Regions from separate parts of the Homo sapiens genome. Here regions 1 and 3 are each linked to region 2. The links are chromatin contacts, found by Hi-C or POLR2A ChIA-PET in ENCODE. All regions are on one chromosome and are shown on one strand. Each heading gives the region's core, a stretch centred on a gene start or an enhancer-like site at or near the end of the contact. The rest is flanking DNA. Distances are from core to core; before and after follow the strand shown. Region 1 has its middle 10 kb from the start of LIPM. Region 2 holds the start of LIPN (lipase family member N). Region 3 holds the start of LIPK (lipase family member K).

Region 1 (4,482 bases), core at 1,407-3,906, 33 kb after region 2:
TAAACACGAATTATAATTTCTATAACCAGTTCACTCACATGACTATTTATGCCACTTCCAATTTTTCACTATTTTCTTATAAATATTTTGGTTCACCACAGATGGCTCCTAAAAATAAATTTATGAGTTAGGAGTATTTAAATTTTTTACACACATTGCCAAATTTCCCATGAGGGAGTTATACAAATTTATCTATAAATAAGAATAATTTTAAAGGGAATTAATCGCAAATTTGAGTAAATATTAAAGAAGGAAATAAGTGGTAAACTTTTTTTGGGGAAAGAAAGAAAACCTTTTATTTTGTATTCATGTGTTAAGCAAGATAATCTGCTTGCCTTTTTGCCTTCCTCTTGACCTAACAATCTACTGGAGAAAGAGGGAAGAAAGAGATGCATGGAAATGGAGTAACTTCTTAAAGCGGAAAAAATAAGTGAGATTTTTTTTTTTTTCCCTAGAACAGTTAGATGGAAAACACTGTCAGGGCCAGGCACAGTGGCTCACACCTGTAATCGCAGCACTGTGGAAGGCCAAGGCAGGCAGATCGCTCTAGACCAGAAGTTTGAGGCCAGCCTCCTGGGCTCAAGGAGCAACATGGCAAAACCTGTCTCTGCAAAAAACACAAAAATTAGCCAGGCATGGTTTCATGCACCTGCAGTCCTAGATACTTGGGAGGCTGAAGTGGAAGGATCACATGAATGTGAGAGATTGAGGCTGTAGTGAGCTGTGATCACACCACTGCTCCAGCCTGTGCAACAGAGCAAGACCCTGCCTAAAACAAATTTAAAAACACAGTAAAATAAAAACAAAAACACTAGTAGTATCAGTGTTTTGGGGTGTCAGATAGGTTTTGTGGATGGACAAACCTCATTATGGCAAAATGTAGAAAGTCTTTTAGGCCTGCCTATTTCAAAATTCTCGTGGTACATAGCCAACCAACAATAGATCTGATGATTTAATCAATACAGAGATTCAATCTGTATAGCCTTAAAGTACATTTCTGCTTTGGCTGTCTACACAAATTGCTACATAGAGAACATCCAAATTACTCACTTGCTAAGTATTGATGTGGCAAAGCCCATGGCATCCACAGTAGCTGAGTACTAGTTCAGCTGGAGCTAAACCCAGCCCAGTAAAGTGTAATTACTACAGAGCATGGTCTACTGTTGAGATTGCCTGTTGCAGCCTTCTTTTATATTAATATTTTAACTGAAAAATGAGATAGAAGATTTCTAAGTAATCAGCTTCACTTCTAATTTTTTCTATCTCAAGCCTACAAACTGATATTCATCCTAATAATAACAATAAATAGCAACAACATCTTAAGTAGCTTCTGTACGCCAGGTGCCATGCTGTGCAACTCACACCTATATTTTACTTAGGCTTTACAACAGTGCTGTGAGGAAGATGCTGTTATTAGTCGTTTATGAGTGAGCAATCTGAAAACAGAAATGTGTCCAAGGGCCCACAGCTGGTGACAGGCAGAGCTGGAATTTGAACCCAGGTCTGTTGAACTCCACCCTTCTCTATTTTTTTTTTCTGTAGATGAGAAACTTTATTTTTTCCAGAGGACTGTTTATTGGATTTTTTTAAATTATGCTTTAAGTTCTAGGGTACAGGTGCACAACGTGCAGGTTTGTTACATATGTATACATGTGCCATGTTGGTAGCAAACTATCGCAAGGACAAAAAACCAAACACTGCATGTTCTCACTCATAGGTGGAAATTGAACAATGAGAACACTCAGACACAGGAAGGGGAACTCTACTGTATCTTGTAAGTGAGACTCCCTGCTAGGTGACCCTGTGGCTTTAAGGCTTCGTCTGGGATTCCCAGGCCCCAAACCAAGTCTGCACATCTTTGTGCCTGGCCCTCTAGTGGCCCTGGGAAAAAAGTTTTAAAGAAATCCAATGACAACTGGAGTCTTTTCTGATCCTTGATTGTCCCATCTTTCCTTAGGTATATTACAGGTTTGAAGGGATGGGAAAGGGGGAAACAATTTTCTTCTATATCTTTAAGGGCATTGTTTTTTTAAATTGTCTATAAAGTTTCTGGATTTTTTTGTTGTGCGTTTTGATTTATTTTGTTTGGTATGTATTAATGTGATTAAGAATAGGCTCTATTTCCTCTGTTGGAAAGATATGCCAGACATCACAGACAATCAAATAAACACTCTAGGTCAGGAACCTTTGGGGGAAAGCTTTTGGGAATGATATATGTCAACATTAGCGACAGTTAAAGGTAGGCAACATGCTGATACGTTCTGGAAATGGAGCTGAGACTCCCAAGGCCTCAATCCAAAAGCCAGAATGTGTTAAGGAGAGGCAATCTCTGAATACAGAGACACTTACCATTTACTTCTTTTAAAGGGCTGGGATGTCTCCTGAATGCTATGAGGTGCTTGAAAGGGCCTCTTCTTACCCGACTTGCTCTCTCTCATCTCTTCATTTCCTTCTGCCCCTTGCTTGCCTTAGCCTCCATCATGCTGAAGCTGATCTTAAACATTTGGGCAAGTTGTTTCCCTTTTCTTGGTCTGAGTTTACTCATCTGATCTGCCAGGGGTTTGTCAGCCTCAACACCACATAGTCCTGTGATGTAATAACTTTAAAAATCAGAGCAGGACAAAAGCAGAGTTGCACAACCTTGCCCTTCTGCCCCACACCAGCCAGGGAAACCGCAATGCCTGCCACTTCAGTGTCTGGGTGGTTCTCCCATCATATAGTTCCCCTCTTCCTCCGTAAAGGTTTGTGGTGCTTTGTGCTGCTTGCTGGCTGATCCTAAACCCTAAATTTGGAAGCCGCACAAGCCTGACTCCCCTCTAAGTGCTCCAGGACTAAAATAATTCCCAGCCATTTCTCTACTTCCTACTTCAAATTCGCAAAGGCTGAAAATACAAGTAGATATTTTCTAATTTTTTAAAAGGATCTAGATATAATGTCAGAGGAGAGAAGGATTATAGAAACCAACTTATCCAGGGACATATTTAGAAGCAAATCTTTTCAAACAAAAAATGTTGTAGAGGCTTCAACACATATAAAGTAAATGAGTAGCAGTAGTATATATTTATCATATACAATTCAAATTTATGACCTTCACATATCATGAAGTACAGTGATAAGGGTGACACTACTTCAGTGATCCCCAAAATTAGAAATGGTATTACAAATAACAGAACTTTGGTTATATCTGCCTAGACTTACACAGTAGTGCTTTGTTTTATTTGGCTATATGATATGATAGAATCTGCACAGATAAGTAGTTGAAGTCATAGTTGTTTTTAAACAAACATTTTAAACAACTTCAATTATCTTGTATAAGATAGCAAAGGAAGTTTTACTTGAAAGTTCTAGCAAGTTAGTGAATATGTGGCCACTGATGTTTTGCAATTTGATAATATAATATCCAATTTTTGGGATTAAAAGTGAAGCAAAATGCATCTATGTGCAGCATTAGGTGATTCACAGCATTTTCCAATTGGAATTCTGCAGACCAAATCCATGTGATCCTATTCTCTAGGCTTTGCTATATTTGTTAAATGCAAGCTGGTTTTACGATGCTTAATTAATATTTAAATCCACTTTGAGATCAAAGAAAACTGAACCAACATAAACTATCATTAGCTGTCACAGAAACGAGTAACTGGCATGGTTTTGTCTTCAATCCCTGTAGTTTCTCCTTACACATTTTAAAACCTCAAAGAGGTCATGGTTAGTATGAGTCACCATTTTACTACATTTTTGATGTGGTGAATATAGGAAAATCTTTAACCCTAAAAAAACTAGTCTTCTTTCACTTTCTTATTTTTATTTTTAATTTCTTCACTATCCTACTGCAGACATGAATCTTTCAGTTTCTGAGACCAAATTCCTCTCTGGAGAAAGAAGCCAAGCTGGGAGAATTTGTAGCATGGGGATTAGAGCTTCTCTTCCTGCAGGTAGCCTGCCTGTGAGTGTGGCACAGCACTGGCTCCCAAACTCAGCTCACCCTCAGAATCATTTGGTTCACCTCATGAAAATACAAAGTCCTAGGCCCCAAACCTGGAATCTTTGCTTCCGTGGGTCTGGAGTAGGACCTGAAATCATTACCATTAATTTGGTGTTTCTGATGATTCTGTGTCTGATTTTTTTTTTTAATATGAAAGGTAAAGTCATGGTTGAAAATTTGTTTCCACTTGGCATGACTAAAACCAGTGCTTTGAAAAGAACACACAATTATGATATGCCGTTGCTATCCAAAGGATTCAATGTCTGTTCTAGAGTTGGTGAGAATGAAAAATTTCAGTGTCATGAAGAACAGGGAGCATCTCATAGAAATGAAGTATCATTGCTCCTGAGACAATGAGAAAAGCTCACATCTTTTTCTCACCTGGAAAATGGACATCTACTAACTCACAATGGCAAGCTTATATGCAAACAACTTTTGGAAGATTTATCAACAGATACTAAAGGCTAATAATTTTAAATACCTTAAAAACATGTTTAAAT
Region 2 (4,959 bases), core at 877-3,376:
AGAGACAAAATCCAGGTTCTTGTTCATGCACAGTCTTTTTACTGTAGGGTGAAATTTGTCTCAAAAGTGTGAGGTTCAAATTATTTATTTTTCAAAATTCTCACTAGTTTCCATTTTGCTGGTTATGGCCTAACCTTTTTAACTTTGAGTTATTTTCAAGAGAAAATTTGAAAAAGCAGCCTTTGAGGAGAAAGAAGCAATCCAACAAACAAAAAGATAACCACACTGTAATAGGAAATGTGTTTTGAATAGGACATTGGAAGAAAAATAATAATCATTTTTACAGGTAGATCCCAAAGTCAAGGATCTATGTTCAACCATGTGTGTTCCACCATCTTCACAATTGAATGAGTAACCATCATTAAGCAGTTAGCTTAGGCCGTAATATGATTCTTGGACTGAGATTTCAAAAATACCACAGGCCTTCTGAAAGGTTACCCCTTTCTAGCTCCACTATCATCTAATTTTATTAAAAAAAAAAAAAAGGAAAAATTTGAGCTTCTAGAGAGTAGGGGCTACCATTTTGTATCCCACAGGGCCAAGGAACAAGTTTTAATGTATTCATTTAAATTAATTTCAGTATGAGTATTGAAATATATAATAGAAATATTGTAACATTATATATTTTCTATATACTTTTATTATATAGAAAATATATATTACAGAATATATTATTAAATATTGTAGAACAATATATAATACAGAAAAATATATAATACTCAGTAATATATTAAATACTTATTAAAATAGCAAGCTTATATAGGAAGAGTGATGGAGCATTGTGAGAAAGTTTCAGCTTTATTTCTTTGACATTACTTTGTTTCTGCACAAACAAAAGAATTACAGGAATTGTCCAGATTATTCAAATAACTCGAAGTTGAGGAGGGAATATAAGTCAATGATGTAGAAACTCTTTTAAGATTTGAGCTAGCCTACAATCTGTAAAGATCTGTGAAATTGAACTATATTTGTGCTATTTCCATATTAAGTCAAGGCAACAAATCAATATTAATAATAATAACATAGCACTTCTAGAACTTTCTAAAGAGTCCAATAAAGTTTTGTTAGAAAGGATTGTTTTTGAAGTTAAAAACCATGAGAAATTCCAGGAAAATCCACATACCTATGCCATCATACTATCAATCAGGGCAAAACATGCTTGAGTCTTTCATCAAGACTAAATGATTAAGGAGTGGTACATAACTTTTCCCTGTTCTGACTAGCTGAACACTTCCTTTTACTCCACATTTGTTTAATTGGCATGAAATTTCCCACTCCACTAAAACAGATCTTAGGATTTGGACAACACAAAATATCATTTTTTTTGAAAGGATTTGAGGATAAATCCAAACTAATAGAACTGAAACTTCTATATTATGCTGGGTAGCAACTTAGTTTTCCCTACCCTTCTTCATGCTGGGAGATGAAAGAGATTCAGTTACGGCTTAAGCTCCACAGGCATACAAAGTGAAGCAGAAAACTGAGGCACGTGTGCCTCCATTATCTGGTATCTCATGTGGGGCTTAGAGGTAAATTGTCGTTATTTGGCCTCCATTTCTGCCTTTAACCACTGGTGTAAACAAAGGTTACTGTGCCAAAGTTGACAGCAACCCAAATCCCTTTGGCATGTGAATTAGTTTCCTCTGCCATACTGCTAGTTCCAAATTCCTTCTGGTTTCAGGATTTAGGAGTCAGGGTTGCCTCATCTTCTCAAATGAGTTACAGTCACGCACATCCCTACGCACTGCATGGTTGGCACTAGTTCCTTGATATATGTTACTCCGTTTGATCCTCATGAAGGATCAAATGGGGAAGGGAGATACTATTGTCTCTGATTGTCCATTAAGATCTTGAGTATGTTCTACTTCCCTGTTTGACACACTGGTTTGAAAATGTTGCTAAGTCTTCCCAACAATGACAGATACTCAGTGGAAACATGAAGGATTCCGTCAAACTGGTTATTTTGCATCATGTAGACCACTATTTCCCAACCTGCAAGTGCATCATGGCCTTTGGTGTGTCAGGGACACGCCTTGGGTGTGTGTCTCAGTCTAAAGCTTCCTCCTTTTCACAAGCTTCCTGTTTCTCATCTCTCTAGCTTCTAACTGTCACTGTAATCATCTCTTACTCTTCAGCCTGATGTCAAAAGCAAAAGTTCAGAAGTTCCTCATCAATAAGGAGTCCTTGTGAGCAGGTGAAGCTCATCTAACTAGGTAAGATGAAGATCTATCATAACCAGGAGGCAGGTTGGAAGGTGCCAGTTGCACTGGCAGTCAGGTGCAAGAGCTCTGCAGTGAGGCTGCCTGAGTGTCCATCCTAGATCTCTCACCTCTTGGCTCTGTGACCTTGAGCAGGTCTTAAATCTCTCTAAGCCTTTGTTTTTTTAATTGATAAAATGAGGATAATAATAGTACCAAAATTAGGGAGATTTTCAGAGCTTAAATAACATACGTGAACTATTTAGAGTAATGCCTGCCATAAGGGGACTCAGTAGCTTATTATTAGTTTCATACAATTTGAAAAGTTTCATAATATTTGCAGATATAAGATGATCTTCAACCAGATAGCTAATGTATGCAAAGCTATTTAGCTTCAGAAGTAAACTCTGCATTTCTAGAAGTTAAATATTACTTTGTTATAGTGAATTATCTGTAATATTTATCTCTTGCTCACTTTTATAAGAAAAATAGTGAAAGCATTTATTAAGAACTTACACTGCACTAAATGTTATATATGACTTAATCCTCACTATAACCCTATGAGATAGGTTACATTATTGTCCTAATTTTACTAACAAGGAAACCAAGAGACAAAGCTACTAAAACACTTGCCTGAGGTTAGACATCTTCTTCTGTGGTGAGGCTGGATTTCAAATTTAGACCATTTGACTGTAGCACTTATATGATGAGCACGCTGTTTAGTGTTATAGTGTTGGTCTACCTTTGAATAGACATACTTTTAAACCATGGCAAGGAAGTGAGACTGCACATTGAAATACGCAAAATTTGCCTTTGGGTGCCACGTGAGAAATAATCACATCACTAGAAACTAATCATAAGCTTTTGTGTTTGGTTAAAGTTTTATTGATCCATTTTTCTTGTTTACTTTGTGGGATACTGGGCTTAACTAGGGGATACCTCCACTTTTTACTTGGCCATGGTATGAAAACCTGTCCTCTGAATCTTTAGATATTTTGTCAAATTGTAGGCAAACAAAGACTTAAAGCAATTCAACCTTGATTAAAATAAGACCAAAAATGCCTCCATACTTGATTAAATTTATTTCATTTTAGGAACTGGATTATAATCAAGACAACTTCTACATGAAAAAATAGATTAATAGTGCTCCAAGTTAGTTCACTGTATTTATTCCTTTTTATACATTATCTGCCTTCGGTGTTATTCAAGTTTTCATTAATCATTAATAATTTCACTAATCATTTTATTTCATTAATCAACATTGATAGTTAAAATTAATCTGTGAATATTAAATGTTTTATGCCAGGCATTTCTATGATGTGGCTGCTTTTAACAACAACTTGTTTGATCTGTGGAACTTTAAATGCTGGTGGATTCCTTGATTTGGAAAATGAAGTGAATCCTGAGGTGTGGATGAATACTGTAAGTCATGGAAAACTGTGAAGAACATCAAATAAAGCAGGACTAATGGAGTATGAGGTTACGAAAGGTCCTGTTGTAACAGAAAATCTCTGATAAAACAGATAAAATGTAGATGGTTTTTAACCTCTGCAAGAGTCAAGCTAGTTAGATCTTTGTCTGAAAAACAAATACTGTCCGGTAATGAAAACCAAATTGTGCTATTGTGCTATCTATCTATCTATCTATCTATCTATCTATCTATCTATCTATGTATCTATCTATCTATTTATCTATCTATCTATCTATCTATAGATAGAACCTCCTCTTTTGAATTTATGTTTTAAGAATATCAAGCTATTTGTTGATGTACATGATTGCCTTCTATTGATCTATAGTTCTATTACTTTTAAAGCAAGAGGGGTCTCAAAAGACAATTGACTTGATAATATAGCTTTGTCAGAAAGAATGGGTCAATGCTAAATTTTCCCCCAACCCCCCAAAATATTAGCCAATAGTAGATATTTTTTAAAATTCTACTTATTTTGTATTAAGACTTTATTTATTAATTTTACAGTTACCTGGTGCTACAAATTTCAGATAATTCACCCTAATAAGCACACAACAGATGGTTTGTTTTGATTCCTTTTTATATCCTTTGGAGAAGTTCCACTAACGACTGTATTTTTACTGGGCAGAGTGAAATCATCATCTACAATGGCTACCCCAGTGAAGAGTATGAAGTCACCACTGAAGATGGGTATATACTCCTTGTCAACAGAATTCCTTATGGGCGAACACATGCTAGGAGCACAGGTACAAGATATGTCTCTCCTGAAAAGGGGACTGCATTGACCTCCTGCTTCTCAGGAGGAATTTAATGCTAGATATGCATCAACAGAGTTTATCAAAATTGGTTTGAATTATTGGATTAGTCTTTAAATAGTTATCAGGGAGGCTCACTCTTTGCCTGATAATTCTCTGAAGACAGACAGGAACCTAAAAATACAAACAGCAAGACTGATCTTGCTAACTGCAACCAGAGGTACTTGTTAGGGTGTAAACAGAAAGGCAGAGCCTGCATTTTGTCACCTCATTACTGATTTATCATGTGGAAAATTGCTTTGTCCCAGGAAAATGGATCCTCTCATTGTCAGAAGGAGATTTTCTAGGTTGTATGAAATTGACTCTGGGGCACCCAAGAAGAACCTCTCCTGCTCCCACTAAAATTAAGGGGCCTCCCTCTGCAGGATAAAAAACAATCTAGTTAAATGACAACGCATTTCTGAAAAGTTTTCCAGGACTGAAAACCTTAACATCCACATACACTTTGATCTAAGGGACAGACGGTTCATAGAATGAA
Region 3 (4,246 bases), core at 1,225-3,724, 54 kb before region 2:
AAATGAAAAGAGAAATGGCTAGGCGTGGTGGCTCATGCCTGTAATCCCAGAACTTTGGGAGGCCAAGGCAGGTGGATCACTTGAGGTTAGGAGTTTGAGACCAGCCTGGCCAACATAGTGAAACCCTGTCTCTACCAAACAGAAAAATTAGCCGGGCATGGTGGTGCACACCTGTAGTCCCAGCTACTTGGGAGGCTGAGGCAGAAGAGTCACTTGAGTCCCGGAGGCAGAGGTTGCAGTGAGCTGAGATCGCACCACTGCACTCCAGCCTGGGCCACAGAGCAAAACTACGTTAAAAAAAAAAAAAAAAAAAAACGAAAAAGAAAAGAGAAATGACAGATTGACAGAAATAGACTAGCAAACTGAGTGGGAAATGAATACTCAGCACTGTTGATGGAAGTGCATAGCCTATTTCTGGAATAATCCGGAAATATATAGTAAAATTGATCAACCATATGACCTATGACCAAAAAATTCTCATTCCTAGATGTATGGCATGCACACTATTCCATCGTGGGGCATATAAATGCTGACATATTTAATGGTGCAGAATTTAAGGGAATGAAATTATCGGTCATTGGGGAATAGGACAGTTTAAAGGTGGAGGTTTTACAGTAAGAAGTAACAAACAACATATGCTTAATGCAACATGTTGGATTCTCACAAGCCAGGCCTGCTTTATAGATGTGTGAAATATGCAACTCTAGAGGATTAGAAGGTGTGGTTAGAAGGCCCTCACACTTAGACACTTTGTTGTCATCATCTTTAAATTATTATTCATAAGAAGTCCCATATTTAAAATTTGGCACTGGGCCCCACAAATTATGGAGACAATCCAGTTCACAGGCATAATGTACAGTAAGAAAAGTAGGAAACAATGAGATTTATAATAAAATAATATATGAAAATCTCATATATGCTATATACTTTACAGTGATATGGTCACTCTTTAGGATAAACTAGAGATTGAATGAAAGTAGGGATCAGGGACAAAGGTCAAAATAAATTAAATAAAATTTATAAAAGAATAAACAAAGCAGTAAAGGGTCCTTATATGGATGAATAACCCATTCAGTGTAAAAGTGCCCCAAACTACAATGATTTGGATTTCCTGTGGGTAGGAATGCATTGCAGAAAATGTTTGGCAAAATAGTTCAAGATCAACTATGTAATAATTGAAAATTCCATCGTTTCTTTTCTTTTTTCCCCAAGAATATCTGTGTTTTCTAGTATAGAAATGTTTGTATTTGCTAGCATAGACTAGATTCCAGCAGTTTGTATATTGCCAAAACATGAACTATCTTTCCAGTTGCTATGTTTTATTTCAGAGACTCAAATTGGCATGCCAGTAGAATGTACTACATTTTAAGTGGAATTATACATTAAAAATATAAGAATATAAAACGTTTCTCATAAATCAAGTAAATCTGTAAATAATTAAGTGGTTGAAACTATTATAGTAATGGAAGCAAAGCCAATTCCAACTACAATTTCCAATCAAACTGACTCTAATGGAACCTAATTAGTAACTGACACAATCCAAAGAAACTTGAAGGTATTTAAACTAACCTCATGCCACTAAGTCCTACCTGACTAAAATGCACGTTCTGATACAAGTGTGTTTGCAATTCTTTCCTATGCTCTGCGTGTATATAGACATGTCTGAACCAATGATGAAAATTCAGGAAATAATTCAGGAATACTCTTCCTCTTCAGATTACTTTGAAGCATGGAAAATATTAGTTTTGAGATCATTTTAGAAATTTGGTTGTTTTAATTTACCCAAACTGGACTTGTAATTACCCTTGTAATTTTCGATAATATAAATGCCCACTACTGAAAATAGAGCTCTATGCAGTTCTGGAATTCCAGATTATCTGATTTCAAACTTTCATGGAGTGCAGACACAAGACAGCTTACATGGCAAGAAAGAGATTGGTTGGAGAGTAGAAAAAAAAAGCCAGTTTTGTTTTTGTTTATTTGCCTTTAGCTAGCTAGAGATCTTGAAAGAATTGGATATACTATTTCCTACCAATTCTAATGCCCAATTTACATACCAAGGTAAAAGAAATTCAGAAAAGCCAAAGCAATAATTGACAATGTGGTAGCATTAGAAGTGATGCAGCTGGATGAGGCAGGAGGATGTGGCATTTTACAGAGATGCTCGTATGACTGGGGTCATTTCATCCACCCTTGGTGGAAATTATTTTCTAAGTAGAGAGTCTCAGATTCTGCTGAGAATCTTCCAATTCATCTGACCCTTGAGGCATGGAACATGAGGATTGGCTTGGCAGGAGTGAGAATTTTAGTCTCAATCACATTCTTTTTCATCACTGGCTAAGAACTCACCTAACAAGTTTACCTTAGTAGCATCTGTTATATTTGAAACCATGATTAATCTGCTTCCAGTTGAGAAATTTCTAGTTGCGCCATCTTTTGAGCTGTTTAAAACAGAGCATGTTCCACTGACAGTTGCCTCTGGAAGGATCTGGAATGCACCTGAAGCTCCCAGGACTTGAAGACAGACCTCCAAAGACTTGGATCAGGTAATGACTTTTCATCTATTTGCAGAGCCTGGATCATAGTGTATTAGTGAGACATAGGAAACCTTCAGAGGGACAGAACTTTACATGTTGATGATGAATATTGTATTTTGATTCTATCAGGTTAAGCAAGATACAGCAAGAGTATAATGTGACAACTTCAGATGGAGAGTCTTCTAGGTATGTTATGACAAGTTTTCCCTTTCAGAAAGCTGCAGCATCTAGAAAGCAGACATCACTATATTTGAACCTCAGTGAGAGGAGGTATCACAAGTCTACACTTGGAAAAATCTAGCAATAAATAATTTTATGAACCTCTCTTTTGAGTCTTGCATCTAGGGGTTTGGGAAATAATGTTTGGATAATGTTCTCAAAACCATTTACCATTTTTTAGGAAGCCCTTTATGTTCTCATTCCAATGGCCTTGAGTATGAATATTCTTTTTTATGATCAGGGTCATCTGCAGGGGAATATGAAGCAAAGTGACTGTCAAGAGTGACACAACTGCTTATGAAATCAATCATTTGTGGAGGACACACCATTCTCTTTTTCTGCTGCTTTGTAATAAATAGTTTGACTGGGAGAGGAGTGAAAATGTGGTTCACATTAATGTAGATGATATTTAAGAGTATCATGCTCCTGTCACCCTTTAAATTGCAGACCTGATTGGAAGCTAGAAAGATGAAGATGAGTCAACTGGATGGACTAATATTCCCTCTAGACATAGAGAGATTAAATAATTATTCTTTAATTCTATGTGTCAAAGCCAAACTGTTATTTTTTGTTTGTTTTTACAAAATAGTTATCCTTTGTTTTCTTTTTCTAGAAATAAGAAAGCAGTTTTTACCAGGCTTTCTTTGTGTCTGAAAACAGAAACCAACTCAAATATATAGCACCTTGGCATACTTAGCACTTCAGGCTGTAAATATGAGAGTATGGAACTGAGTTTTGGAATAACAATATGAAGTTAAAGTGCCATTTTACTCTAAAATGACTTGGTTTCATATTCCTTCACTGGACTATCCTGTCTCTCCCTTACTTTGTAAGGACATTGAGGGAAAAATTATTTCCTTCACTGCTCTTCCTTTGTGGTTTATTTTATTTAATTTTTGCCTTTAATTTGAAGGAACAATCTTTCAGACCCTATTTTACCAGGCAGGACAAGTGTTTTGTCCTTCATATTATCGAAGACATGTGAAATATAATGCTCTTTAAATGTTTGTTATTCATTTTTTTCTGCCTTGGCATTTTATTTCCCATTTATCCCAAGACTCTTGTTCTTTTCTGCTTGCCTCTAGGCTTAGAGCACAGAGCTACTGGCCTCTTAACCTATTTGAAAATTCCATCAAAGTTGCCTAGTCTTTCTTCCTGATTCAAATGTGCTAGGTGTTTAATTCTCAAATCTACAATTTTTAGGACTGGATATCCTATTAGGTAAAGATTTCCTTTCATTCACTTGTTAATAGTCTCCTCAGTCTTCCTGATTCATTGTCTTTCACCCTGTGGGTGGGGGAAAAACAGGGAAGCAATTTAAATCTAGTTTCTGACTAACCTGACCACTAATAGTTGTGAGTCACTCTGTTTTGGTAAGAGGTTAAAAGTATTAGAGCTTTATGAAGGATGCTGAGGTAGGAGCAAGACAGATCCTAAATCTCTGTAAACACCCAGTGGGTTTTTAGATTTAAAATGTCAGATAAAAAGGA

The links. A loop is a pair of places that touch in the nucleus more often than their neighbours do. ChIA-PET counts read pairs that join two places held with the same protein, here RNA polymerase II (POLR2A). Pooled maps may share reads with other maps.
Region 1: a loop to region 2 is called in a map of CD14-positive monocyte, with 11 times the contacts of the local background. The contact joins the enhancer-like site here to the promoter of LIPN in region 2. A Hi-C loop is called at or near these places in 5 of 168 maps with a recorded cell type or tissue (CD14-positive monocyte, GM12878, HCT116 and 1 more) and 8 of 50 pooled maps. POLR2A ChIA-PET finds 5 or more read pairs at or near these places in 2 of 52 experiments (AG04449 and activated T-cell).
Region 3: a map with no recorded cell type shows a loop between it and region 2 (2.7-fold over the local background). The contact joins the promoter of LIPK here to the promoter of LIPN in region 2. A Hi-C loop is called at or near these places in 3 of 168 maps with a recorded cell type or tissue (Calu3, IMR-90 and endothelial cell of umbilical vein), 1 of 37 single-sample maps with no recorded cell type and 7 of 50 pooled maps. POLR2A ChIA-PET finds 5 or more read pairs at or near these places in 6 of 52 experiments (BJ, Caco-2, PC-9 and 3 more).

Annotation. Positions count from the first base shown.
Region 1 is chr10:88,790,260-88,794,741 of GRCh38, forward strand. No RefSeq gene overlaps it. Among named protein-coding and RNA genes, the nearest start is that of LIPM, 10 kb to the right of the region's middle. Within about 2 kb of position 2,657, at least 3 of the 41 ENCODE cell types and tissues checked have a DNase peak (open chromatin) inside an H3K27ac peak, as active enhancers do; they include CD14-positive monocyte, where a contact is called at or near this core.
Region 2 is chr10:88,757,894-88,762,852 of GRCh38, forward strand. LIPN (lipase family member N) reads left to right here and starts at 2,127. Exons shown (of 10, transcript NM_001102469.2): 1 at 2,127-2,213; 2 at 3,505-3,620; 3 at 4,295-4,412. The coding sequence starts at 3,513. RefSeq lists an enhancer at 1,282-2,481.
Region 3 is chr10:88,703,775-88,708,020 of GRCh38, forward strand. LIPK (lipase family member K) reads left to right here and starts at 2,475. Exons shown (of 10, transcript NM_001080518.2): 1 at 2,475-2,546.